Regions from separate parts of the Homo sapiens genome. Here region 2 is linked to region 1. Evidence: read pairs that join two places in POLR2A ChIA-PET (ENCODE). Cell type or tissue: Panc1. All regions are shown on one strand. Links, peaks and the distances in the headings refer to the core of each region. The heading gives the core; the rest is flanking DNA.

Region 1 (5,510 bases), core at 197-5,196:
CCTGTCCTGTCGCGGGGTCGGGGGAGTGGGGAGGGATAGCATTAGGAGAAATACCTAATGTAAATGATGAGTTAATGGGTGCAGCACACCAATATGGCACATGTATACATATGTAACAAACCTGCACTTTGTGCACATGTACCCTAGAACTTAAAGTATAATAAAAAAAGAAAAAAAAAGATGGACTTTATTTTGTATAACTATCAACTGTTTACAGAAAGCAGTGACACTTAATCTTTGCAAAGTCCTATACCCATTCTATGAAAAGCATCTATCCTCCTTCCTATGTAAAATTGAGTTTACAAGCCTTTGAAGCTCAAAACTAAACAACCTACTGAGATCCACTGTCCCCACATTATGAACCCGAATCTCCAAAACTCCATCAGACATACAGTCTAAGATGCAACATCTTCTGCTACAATCACCTCAAGATTGAACTCCAGACGAAAACGTGTAAGTGTCCTGGGCCAAGAGTCCTTTCATTTGAGATTCAGGAATGAAATGTCTAGGGTTATCTCCATTGAGTACACTCATGGACTTCCTAATAAGAAACATTCCAGTAAAGGATACATGGAAAATTAGTCAGTGCATAAGTCGCAATTTATCACTGTAATGTCTCAAAAGCACCTGAATAGTATGAATTTTACATGCTTTCTCCTCACTATCAAAATCAAACAGTTAGTTGTTCAGCAAGCAAAATGAAAACTCTTATAAAGTTATACTCCCCCTTTTCACCAAATACATACATACAGAGATAAGCGATGTGCCTTTTTATTATTAATGAACATATTTCATTGAATTTATTAATATGGTAAGAGTGAAAACAACAGAATCTACTAGACTAACAGCCCTAAAGGATCAAGACTCTGTTATGCAAGGTACAGATTTTTCCTCTTCAAAATATTTAAATTATACCTTTACAATATGATTAAAATGAATATTTGCCAATAGAATAGCAAGTCTAAATAATGACCCACCACTTCAAAGAAACAATAGGTTTTAAAATTATAACACTAAATTATTGTTGCTTTGTTGTTACTGCCTTAAATTTCCTGAAAGAACTGCATTCCTACAACACAGAATACAGGGTTTACTTGCTCTGCCTAGAATTTTTCCCTGACAAACTAAATTCCATCTTCCAGCACTTAAAAACCCTCACATTCTCTAAAATTCAGAAAACTACAAATATAAACCAGTGTTTTGCTAAGTCTATTATGGGCCTATGAAGACAACTTAGTAATTATTAAAAACATACTGTGAAAATACTATTGAGGGCATTTTAAAATTTACTATGCGTCTCATAATAAACTACTTTCCGGGATCTACAATTTCATGAATTAAATTTAAAATTATATCACAGCTCCTTGAGCAAATGATCTACAGAAGCAATCATCAGCATTCACACCCAGATTTAAAAACTCAGGTTGTTCCATTGATCACTATATAAATAAACTTAAAAGTATTTTTACTCTGTATCCAAACAAATGGTTTAGAAATGCCTCCAAAAAGTGACAAGTATGTTGTCTCAATATTTAATTTGTAGACCAGATTACAGGAGAGTACAAACTGAAATGGTGAAAGTCTGGCTAAAATTAATGTCTGTTTGAACCATTTTAGATTATCAAGAAAAAATTCAGAAGACAAATTTCTGGCCTCAGCTAACCAAAAAAACAATATAAATTAAAATGGCCTTTTTGGTGCTGGTGAGGTCTGATAACTAAAATCATTCAATAGAATCCTGTTTGAAAACACCTTATAATAATATAATTCAATTATAGGATAAGCAAGTTATGCTCCTGTTTCCAAAGAGAAGAAAAAAATAAATCTGTGCGATTGCAATATACCAAATGTTAGAATGAACACTTACCATGCATATTTCCTTATACTTCACTAGCACTGTACAACACACACTTTCATTTTAATCATAACATAACACTTATGATATAGGTATCATCCCTATTTTACAGATAAAGACACAAAGCTACAGTTACTGACTCACTTGACCAAGCTTACAGGAAATGAGAGAGAATGAGGATTTGAACTCAAAGGATTCTGACTCAAGCTCTTATGTTATAAACAATGCTGCAAATATTACTTATCTATGTTTGTTTACCTTTTTCTATGTGAAGCTGAGTGTTCAGAGCCCTGATATGTTAATCTATTTACATTTATTTGTTTGGCTCTGTTTTTGTTTATTTATCTATTTATAACCAACCGGCAAACTCCATAATGTTACATGGGAAGAGTAAAAGAAAGAGTTCAAGGGCCTGTGGCAAGATTTTCATTTGGGGTCTATTTGGCTCTAAAGAAAAAAGAGCTAATCAATTGCTAACTGAAGACAGTACAGTTTAGTTTTAATAATGGTTACAGTAATGAGAGGTTAAAAGGGTCAAAACACTGAACCAGGTGTTAAAGTTCTTAATGTTCGTATTTGGGAATATACATTAGACTACTCAACTCTATTTGAAGTTATACAGGGGATAAATATGGTTCCATTGAGTAGAGGTTCTAATACTTGTTTGAATGTTCTAAAATTAGTTGGTTGTTTTCACTCATAAAATCAGAAGGCTGGACAAAATACTTTCTAAGGTCCCTTTCAGTATTAATATTTCATAAAACTAAAAGGCAAACTGTACTTGATGAATTATGTCTGACTCATAAGGTTCTTTCAAAATTTAATGTCTTATTTTTCTTTGCCACATGATATATTTTTTGCCTTTTGTTTTTTGGCAAGTCATAACCCAACCATGCCTTTTAAATGGGGGTAATATATAAACCTTGCCTACTTTATAGACTTTTCCTATCAGTATGATGATATATGTAAACTTTAAAAAAAATTTTAAGTATGCACATAAGGTAACATTAACTATTTAATTAAATATTAAGTGATTCACTATTAAAATCATGTTAAAATAGGATGTCTTAACTATAAATGCCAATATACTAAATTATTCAACAACAAGAGCATAAGATTCTACTTGAGGCAACACATATAAAGTTTTATGGTATCTGTAAGTAATTTAAATACAAATTTCTTTATTTGTCTACTAATAGCATTTACCAGGCTATTTTATTTAAGAAAGCAGAAATATTGTCTTTGACCACAGAACAGAAGTTCAAAGAAAAAATCATTCTTTTCTCATTATCCTTTTCTACTGCAGATGTTTTGTATTTGTTTATTTAGATTCTGCCTCCATTCTAGAAAAGACTAAAGGAAGCTGAAAGGATATATTAACCACAAGAAAATTCCAGAAGTGTAAAACTGGACAGAAAGAAGAAAGAAAAATGGGAATAAAGCCATCAATTAGAGCCAGAAATAAAGCTCAAACATGTTTACCATAAACATTTATATATTTCTTATTAGAGAGCCATAAACTGGCTTTAAGCTTTCTGGCAATAAATGCAGCAAGCAGCTCCCAGTGTAATGTGATTCAGTAAAACAATTCCATTGGGAGGTAAACTGATTCTTCCTTGTGCCAGTCTCTGTAGATCTGGCTTGATTTGGGGATAGATTTTTAGAAAATGAAGAAACATAGAAGGAGTTGCGTATCTTTCAAATAATGTTCCCCAAATATTATTTCTCTAAGTTGTGGGCACCGATGAGTTCAAGACTATTCCCTGAAAAAGTATACAGCATAAAATTACTCAACAGTGGCATTTAAATTTTTTTCCATGTGTCTCAACAAACCCTAAATTTTAAGAAACTGTGTATATGAGATATATATACTCTTCCAAAAATTGAGGATTTGATCTTTAAAAAGACTTGACCATGTCCCAAAGGGCCTCCCCACTTTGTAGCATGCAATACCACAGGAGCACTAGCTTAGAAAAGTTTTTCTAAATCTCTAACTGAAAGACAATGAGTGACCTCTGCCTGAAGAATCTACTCCTTATAGCTTGGCACAACAGTGTCAGTCTGAAAGAAAAAAAAAAAAGTCTCACTAACATGAAAACAGCTGTCTACTCAAGTTCATATAGAAAGTAATTCAATAAAACAAACATTGAACGTTTAACTTGGAGCTAAGCTTATAAAAACTACCTATTAAGTATAAACCAAGGTAATTTGCAGAACGGGTCTTTTAAATAAAAGTCAGTCATAGTACATTGAACCAAATAAAATAACATTACTTGTACAAGTAGTTATCAATTCATGCTGCTGTTAGATTGAGATAAAATACGAAACTGTCATAAGAAAATGATTGTCTTTTGTCCTTTATTAGGGAACAGGCATGCAAGAGCTCTGTCAAAACACTGAGAATTAAGTTAAAGAGAAGAGAGGTCAGAAAATAATCATATGTTACTCTAATGCAATATGTGACCTGTTCTCCCAAAACAATATTCCTGCTGACCCTGACTCTCGAAACAGTAATACAGAGGCAGATTCTGAAAGGAGATCAATACCTGGGGTGGGAAGTCCATGTTGAGCTTTCATCTCCTGGCCAAAGAAGTGAAGGTTGGGGAAAGGACGCATATTAATTTATGTGAGGTTAGACTAACATTTTAACATGATTTATGAATCGACCTCAGCAAATGGCTTAGGTTTGAATAGCTGTCTTGAATTAATTCTAGTCTTCTAGTCCAAACAAAGAATATCCTAAGGTATGGAGAAAATTTGCAGAAGTACCTGGCCCATCTGAGGTACTTAAAACTGTTTGTTGAATGAGGGGCTGAATAATCTAATTTGCTATTTGCTAATACTGACAAAAATGGGCATGATATGAGAACATGAGAACAAATACAGTCCAAATATTTTTTAAATGGAATAAATTGAGTTTGTTTTAAAAGAAAAAACCTACAAATCAGTGTTTCCAAATTATTGGTGAAATTCTATTGACATTTTAAATGAATACTTTCTGGCTCTTTTCCCAAAAAAGCTAGTAGTACCATAAAAATAGGTAAAGGAAACAATGCAGGTGTTTTTGTGTTTTTTATTTATTTATTTATTTATTTATTTATTTATTTATTTATTTATTTATTTGAGACGGAGTCTCGCACTGTAGCCTGGGCTGGAGTGCAATGGCGTGATCTTAGCTTCTTGCAACCTCCGCTTCCTGGGTTCATGCGATTCTCCTGCCTCAGCCTCCCAAGTAGCTGGGATTACAGGTGCACACCACCACGCCCAGGTAATTTTTTGTATTTTTAGTAGAGACAGTGTTTCACTCTGTTTGCCAGACTGGTCTTGAAATCCCGACTTTGTGATCTGCCCACCTTGGCCTCCCAAAGTGCTGGGATTACAGGCGTGAGCCACTGCACCTGGCCAGGTCTTAATATGTCTACATTTCAATAAAGCATTTGAAAGAATCTCTCACCCTCCACTTATGGGCAAGGTGCAGAAATGAGAGCTGGATAATAACAAAGTAATGTCACTTTATGACTAGTCTAACCTCTATACTGGAAAAAAATTGACTAATGCATTGTTATCAACCAGAAAGATGCCATCCTGCACAAGGCCACTGGGCTTGGTCTTTAGATTTAGTCTACTTATTATTTAATATTATTATCAAACACTT
Region 2 (5,510 bases), core at 272-5,271, 200 kb after region 1:
TTCAATGGAAGTTTATTAGGGCCTTCATTTAAGAGCCTGACAATACAATACAATACAATACAATACAATAACATTGCTTATCAGTAATGTTTATTTTCAAGGAATTTGCCTCTACTTGGACTTTTTCTGTTCTCAAGTTTGTATTACTGTTAAATATTATCTTTGATATAAATTGTCATGAGTAGAAAACTTTTTCTAAAATAGATTTGCAGAAAAGAATTTCCCACCAAAACCTCCAGCAATTCCATGACTTCGGTGGACAACACCAAAACCTCCATGTTGGTAATTCATATTTAGACATGTCCACCCACCCAAGAAGCAAATTTCCATTGGTTCTGTTTTATTTTCTCCTAAATTTTCTCTAACCTAACTAGTATTTGGCACTTTGCTTTAGTCAGAGATTTCTCTAACCCTTTGACAAATTCCAATGTTTCTGTTTCAATCAGAAATAATTTCCTAAAATCTCTGTACGAAATGAAAACACTGCCTCAAGCCAGGGAAATTCAATATACACATTAAACACCTTTTCAAAAAAAAAAAAAAAAAAACCTTAATGTATTCAATTTCACCAACATAGGGTAAGTTTCTTTTCCACAGAAGTTCCCATTGATAAAGAAATCTCACAATTTTTTGAAACGAAGTATTTAGGTGATAGCAACGATAAATGTACTTTTCACATTTGTAGGAAAAAAAGATCACTATATCCATGGCAAGATGAGCAAAAACAAACCAGTATCTAACATTGAAGAAACAGAAATGACTACTATAAGGAAGTGCTTTCCTCCATTTATTTTATCTAGCTAGAAAGCATATATTAAGCCATCTATCAAGAAACAAAAGGTTAGCTTGTGTACTTAGCTGTAGATGTATGCCAAGGGAAGCTGCTGTTACAAATTAATAAAGAATGCACACAAAGAGAGCATGCTTGATGCACTCGGCTTCCAATAACCTAAAAATACCTCCAAAATAATGTATATTCCAACATAGAAATCCATTTCAAATCCAATGAAACAAAATGCTGGCCATTTTTTATATTATTGTTATTTACTAACACCCTGGAGTAGCTTTAAAGAGATATTCTAGCACAAGTGTTGAGGATAGGAGAAGAAACAGAAGAGTAAAACAATCAAGTTAACTTGATATCTATGCCTCCAAACAAATAAGACTTTGGCTGCTTCAAGTCATATTTTTATTTTAATGTGAATATTTAGATTAGACTTGTGGTAGGCTGAATAATGCGCCCCCAACAAACACAAGTGTCTATATCCTAATCGCTGGGACTGTGAATATGTTAGGTTATCCGGCAAAGAGGAATTAAGGTTGATAATCAGCTGACGTTGAGATGGGGAGAGTGTCCTGGATTACCAAGGTGTACCCAATACAATCACAAGTGTCTTTAAATGTGGAAGAGGGAGGCAGCAAAGAAAAGAGATGACAGTGTGGGCTTTAAAGAGAGAGAAAAAGGGCCATGAGCCAAGAAAGATAGGTGACTTCTAGAAACTAGAATAGGCAAGGAAATGGATCTTCCCCTACAGACTCCAGAAGGAACCTAGCCCTGCAGACCATTTTATGGGCCCAGTGAGACTCCTGACTTCTGACCTCCAGAAATGTAAGAGAATAAATTTGTGTTGTTTTACGCCGCTAACTTTGTTGCAATTTGTTGCAGCAGCCATAGAAAACTAGTATAATACATACTTCAACAACTAACAGAACAACAAACTAACAACAATGAAAACATTATACATCCTGTTATTCCTAAGCAGAATAATAAACTAACCATCTTATATAACTTGTAGTTTGGGGAACTCATGGTCTATTTCAGACCCCATTAAAACAATTAGTTATTCATCCTTGGGTCTCAGTTTTCATATATATATATATATATGAGTTTATTGGAATGTTCTAAGGTTTTCTAGAGTTCTCAAGTGTTTTTGTGTCCTGAATGCTAATTATGAAGTGTTGTTTGAGCTTTGACTTTTTCTATGAAATCGTTTTCTTAACCTCTAATGCGTTTTTTTTTAAACAAAAGTAGTCATGTTAAAATCAATCCAACGTAAGTTCACAAAATTATTCATAATAGCCTAGTGCTTTTCACTTTGGGCCTCTAACAAAGTCTCTGCTTTACTATAGCACTACCATCATCTTTCAAAAACACTAAGTTCAAGTAAGAGAACTTGGTGTTGAAACTTAGAAAGTGTTTCAGTTAATACTTGCCTGCAGCTTTTTTCTATGTCAGAAGAGGCAAGACAAAAAAAGAAATCAATATTGTGCAGAATTTTTCTTTTAAATAATTCTTAACATACAGATTTTACAGGTTCAATGAGGCATTATCTAGAAGAAGAAACAATATCTCTCTCTTTTTTTTTTTTTTTTTTTTTAATGGCTAAGAAGCCTTTCCTGCAAACTATTACAAGTCTGGGCTATACAGCTTAACATCCACAGTTAAAAAGAAAGGAAAAAAAAGAAACTATAGTACACATTTTCACTGCATTTAACCATGTAGTGAATTTCTTTCTTCCTTTTTTTTTTTTTTTAAAGGAGAGAGTAAGTCACCAAACTGAAAATAAACAAGACAAGGAAAGTTAAAATCACATTACATTAAGAGCTAGGTTGCCTTCTATAAGTTAGAGAATCAAAATATTCTTAGAATATATGATAATGCCTTCAATAAATATCACTGAAGGACATCATTTAAAAGCAAATTTTATGCAACACTGTTCTCTGGGCTTTAAATGAATTTAATATTCCTGGGAGAAAATGATAGTCATGGCCAATAGTTGAAAACGGTCAGAGAATACATATATTCAACATTTTCCCAGCCACTGTAAGAAATATGCCACACATCAAGGTATTTTACAGGGCATCCAGTTTTCTGATATAAGTACTGTGAGATTCTTTTTACATTTTACTCAACAAAATAAAATTTTACTTTTCAAGACATTTGGAAGTAGAAACTGAGGCAGGAAATGAATGGGGGGGAAAAGTGAATGGGCAGAAGATTCTAGCTATTAGGGAAGATGAGAAGAAAAGGCTCAGACAATCCTGTTCCAGAAAAAAATAATAATGATAGAAACTTACCAAGAACAGTTTGGGGCAATAGAGATGGACAGGGATAATATTACAGAGGAGAAAAGAGAAGCCTTAAAGGAAAGCAATTATAAATTACTGAAAAATTTAAATCAGAAAGGCATTCACTAGATACAAAACAACCTAAAAAAAAAAAAAAAAAAAAAACTCACAACAAAAGCAGGTCAATTAATAAGGAGAATGTGGCCTGGCTGTGAAATGGACCAGGCAAATGGACTCACTGATAAAATACATTCTTTTTTATTTTTACCTATAAGCTAGTGGCCCAACAGGTGTATGTGGAGTGTGCATGAAGTTAACAATGGGTATTTTCACACTGTATTTGGGGCTGGGTTTCAAATGAGTTGAATATCGTCATGCTGATTATGGTTTCTCTTCAATTACTTTAATTGAGCTAATGTATAATAAGAACATAGCAGAAGCAAATAAGTCTGTGTGCCAGCTTATGAGCGGGCAATAAAACATAGCCAAAGAAAATAAGAAGACTGAAAAAAGGCGGTTGCAGAAACAAAAGAGAGAGAGAGAGGAAAAGAGAGGGGGGAAAGAAGAGGGTGGAGAATGGAAAGATGAAGGAGACAGTTCAAGAGGGCAAAGTAGAAGTTGACAGCAACACAGCCACACCTTGCCATCTCTCCAAGGCTGCTTCTTCCCTCCAGAGAGGATAAAGCCAAGTGAAATCAGGTGATTCTGCTGAGCTTTTGCTTCTAATTCTGTTCTTTGTTTCTCTGAAATTTTCTCCTCATTAATTCTGTGTTTTATTTGAATAGTGCCTCAGAAGCCCGGTTGTGTTGCTTCTGTTTATTCACATGGTTCGTTATGTCACAGGTGGTGCACCCGAGCTACATGCGGCAAGTGGGTGTGTGCACATGTGTGTTGCTTGTTTGTTTTGTTTTTTGACACCCTCCCCAATTTAGTTTAGGGAACTCCCTGAATTTTTGACACCCCCCCCCCCTTTAGCTTAGGGAACTCCCTGAATTTGTTTTTATCTTTTTATTTTGAAATAATTTCAAACTTACAGAAAAGTTGCGAGACTAACACAAAGAACTCCTGAATATCCCTTACCCAAGTTCACCAATTTTCAACATCTTCTACTATGTATTTCCCATCTTTACATCTATTTACCATTTATTATATATAATTCTACATATTAATATTTTTAAAACAACTTGAGAGTGGTTGCATACAACTTGCTCTTTAACCCCAATATTTCAATAATATATATTTCCAACTGTAACAATATTCTCTTATATAATCACAATATTGATGCCAAATTAAGAAAACTTAACATTGATACACCACAGTTATATAATCCAGAGTTTGACAAACCTGTGAACCAAATCTAGTCTGCCACCTGATTTCATCTATTCAGTTTTACTGGGACAAAATCATGCCCCTTCTTTTCTGCATTATTTGTGGCAGCAGTGTGAACAACAGCAGAATTGGATAGTTGTTGCATGAGACAACAGTATTGCCTGCAAATTCTAAAATATGTATTTCTTCTTTTATTTTAAAATTTTTCAAACACCTGATATAATTCACAGTCCATATTCAATTGCCAAGTTTCTCCATAATGTCCTTTTTAAGTATAATTTCCAGTCTAGGATTCAACCCAGGATCCTGCATGGCATTTAGTTTCAACTCACATCTCTAAATCTCCTTTAATGCAAAACAGTTCTTCAGCCTTTTTTCTCTTTCATGACACTGCCATGAAAGAATATAGGCCAGGTATTTTTTTAGACAATTTCTCTATTTGGATTTGTCTGATATTTCCTCATGATGAGATTCAGGTAATGCATTCTTCACCAGAATGCTACAAAAGTGGTTTTGTGTTCTTATAGTATCATACCTGAAAGCACATGATATCTGTCTGCCTCCCCTCAGTGATATTAATTTTGACATTCAGTTTTTCCACTATATGGTTACTATTTTTTTTTTTTTTTTTTTTTTTTGCCTTGCAATTAACAAAATGTCTGTAGGGAAGTGCTTTAAGACCATGCAAATATCCTGCTCTCTGTCAAATTTCTATTAATTCCAATTTAGTATCCAATGATTATTCTTTCCCAAATCAATATTTACTATTATGGATGCAAAGTGGTAATTTTCCTAATTGATTTTTACGATCAGAAATCAGATGTTCAGAAATATTAAATGACTCACCTCCTAGTTATTTTTCAAGGATGCTTTTGAGAACTTGAGAACTTTCAAAACTCTTAATTTCCATGATCTTAAAGTCTCTCAGAGTACAGAATGCCTGAACGAATGTTCTGAAGACTCAGATAACCAGAATCTCCTGCTGATCAGCATACAAAACCTATCTTGTAAAGCTACTACTGGGTTAAAAAGCTACATTTTTGAAACTCCATTATTTTCATTCTAGAATGAGCATCCATTTCTATAATAAACAAAGTAGAAAACAAACATTA

The links. Peaks named below come from ENCODE experiments on the same cell type or tissue, not always from the same donor. Only the 100,000 strongest peaks of a DNase experiment are listed, where the experiment ranks them.
Region 2: POLR2A ChIA-PET joins it to region 1 with 10 read pairs; 3 of 35 experiments call an interaction of 5 or more read pairs at or near these places.

Annotation. Positions count from the first base shown.
Region 1 is chr6:128,273,197-128,278,706 of GRCh38, forward strand. The region is part of intron 3 of PTPRK (protein tyrosine phosphatase receptor type K); the gene reads right to left. Among named protein-coding and RNA genes, the nearest start is that of PTPRK, 240 kb to the right of the region's middle. In Panc1, for the core only: no CTCF peak of the experiment used is centred there; a DNase peak (open chromatin) is centred at 2,085; H3K27ac peaks cover 1,211 bases.
Region 2 is chr6:128,468,393-128,473,902 of GRCh38, forward strand. All of the region lies in intron 1 of PTPRK (protein tyrosine phosphatase receptor type K), which reads right to left. Among named protein-coding and RNA genes, the nearest start is that of PTPRK, 49 kb to the right of the region's middle. In Panc1, for the core only: no CTCF peak of the experiment used is centred there; no DNase peak of the experiment used is centred there.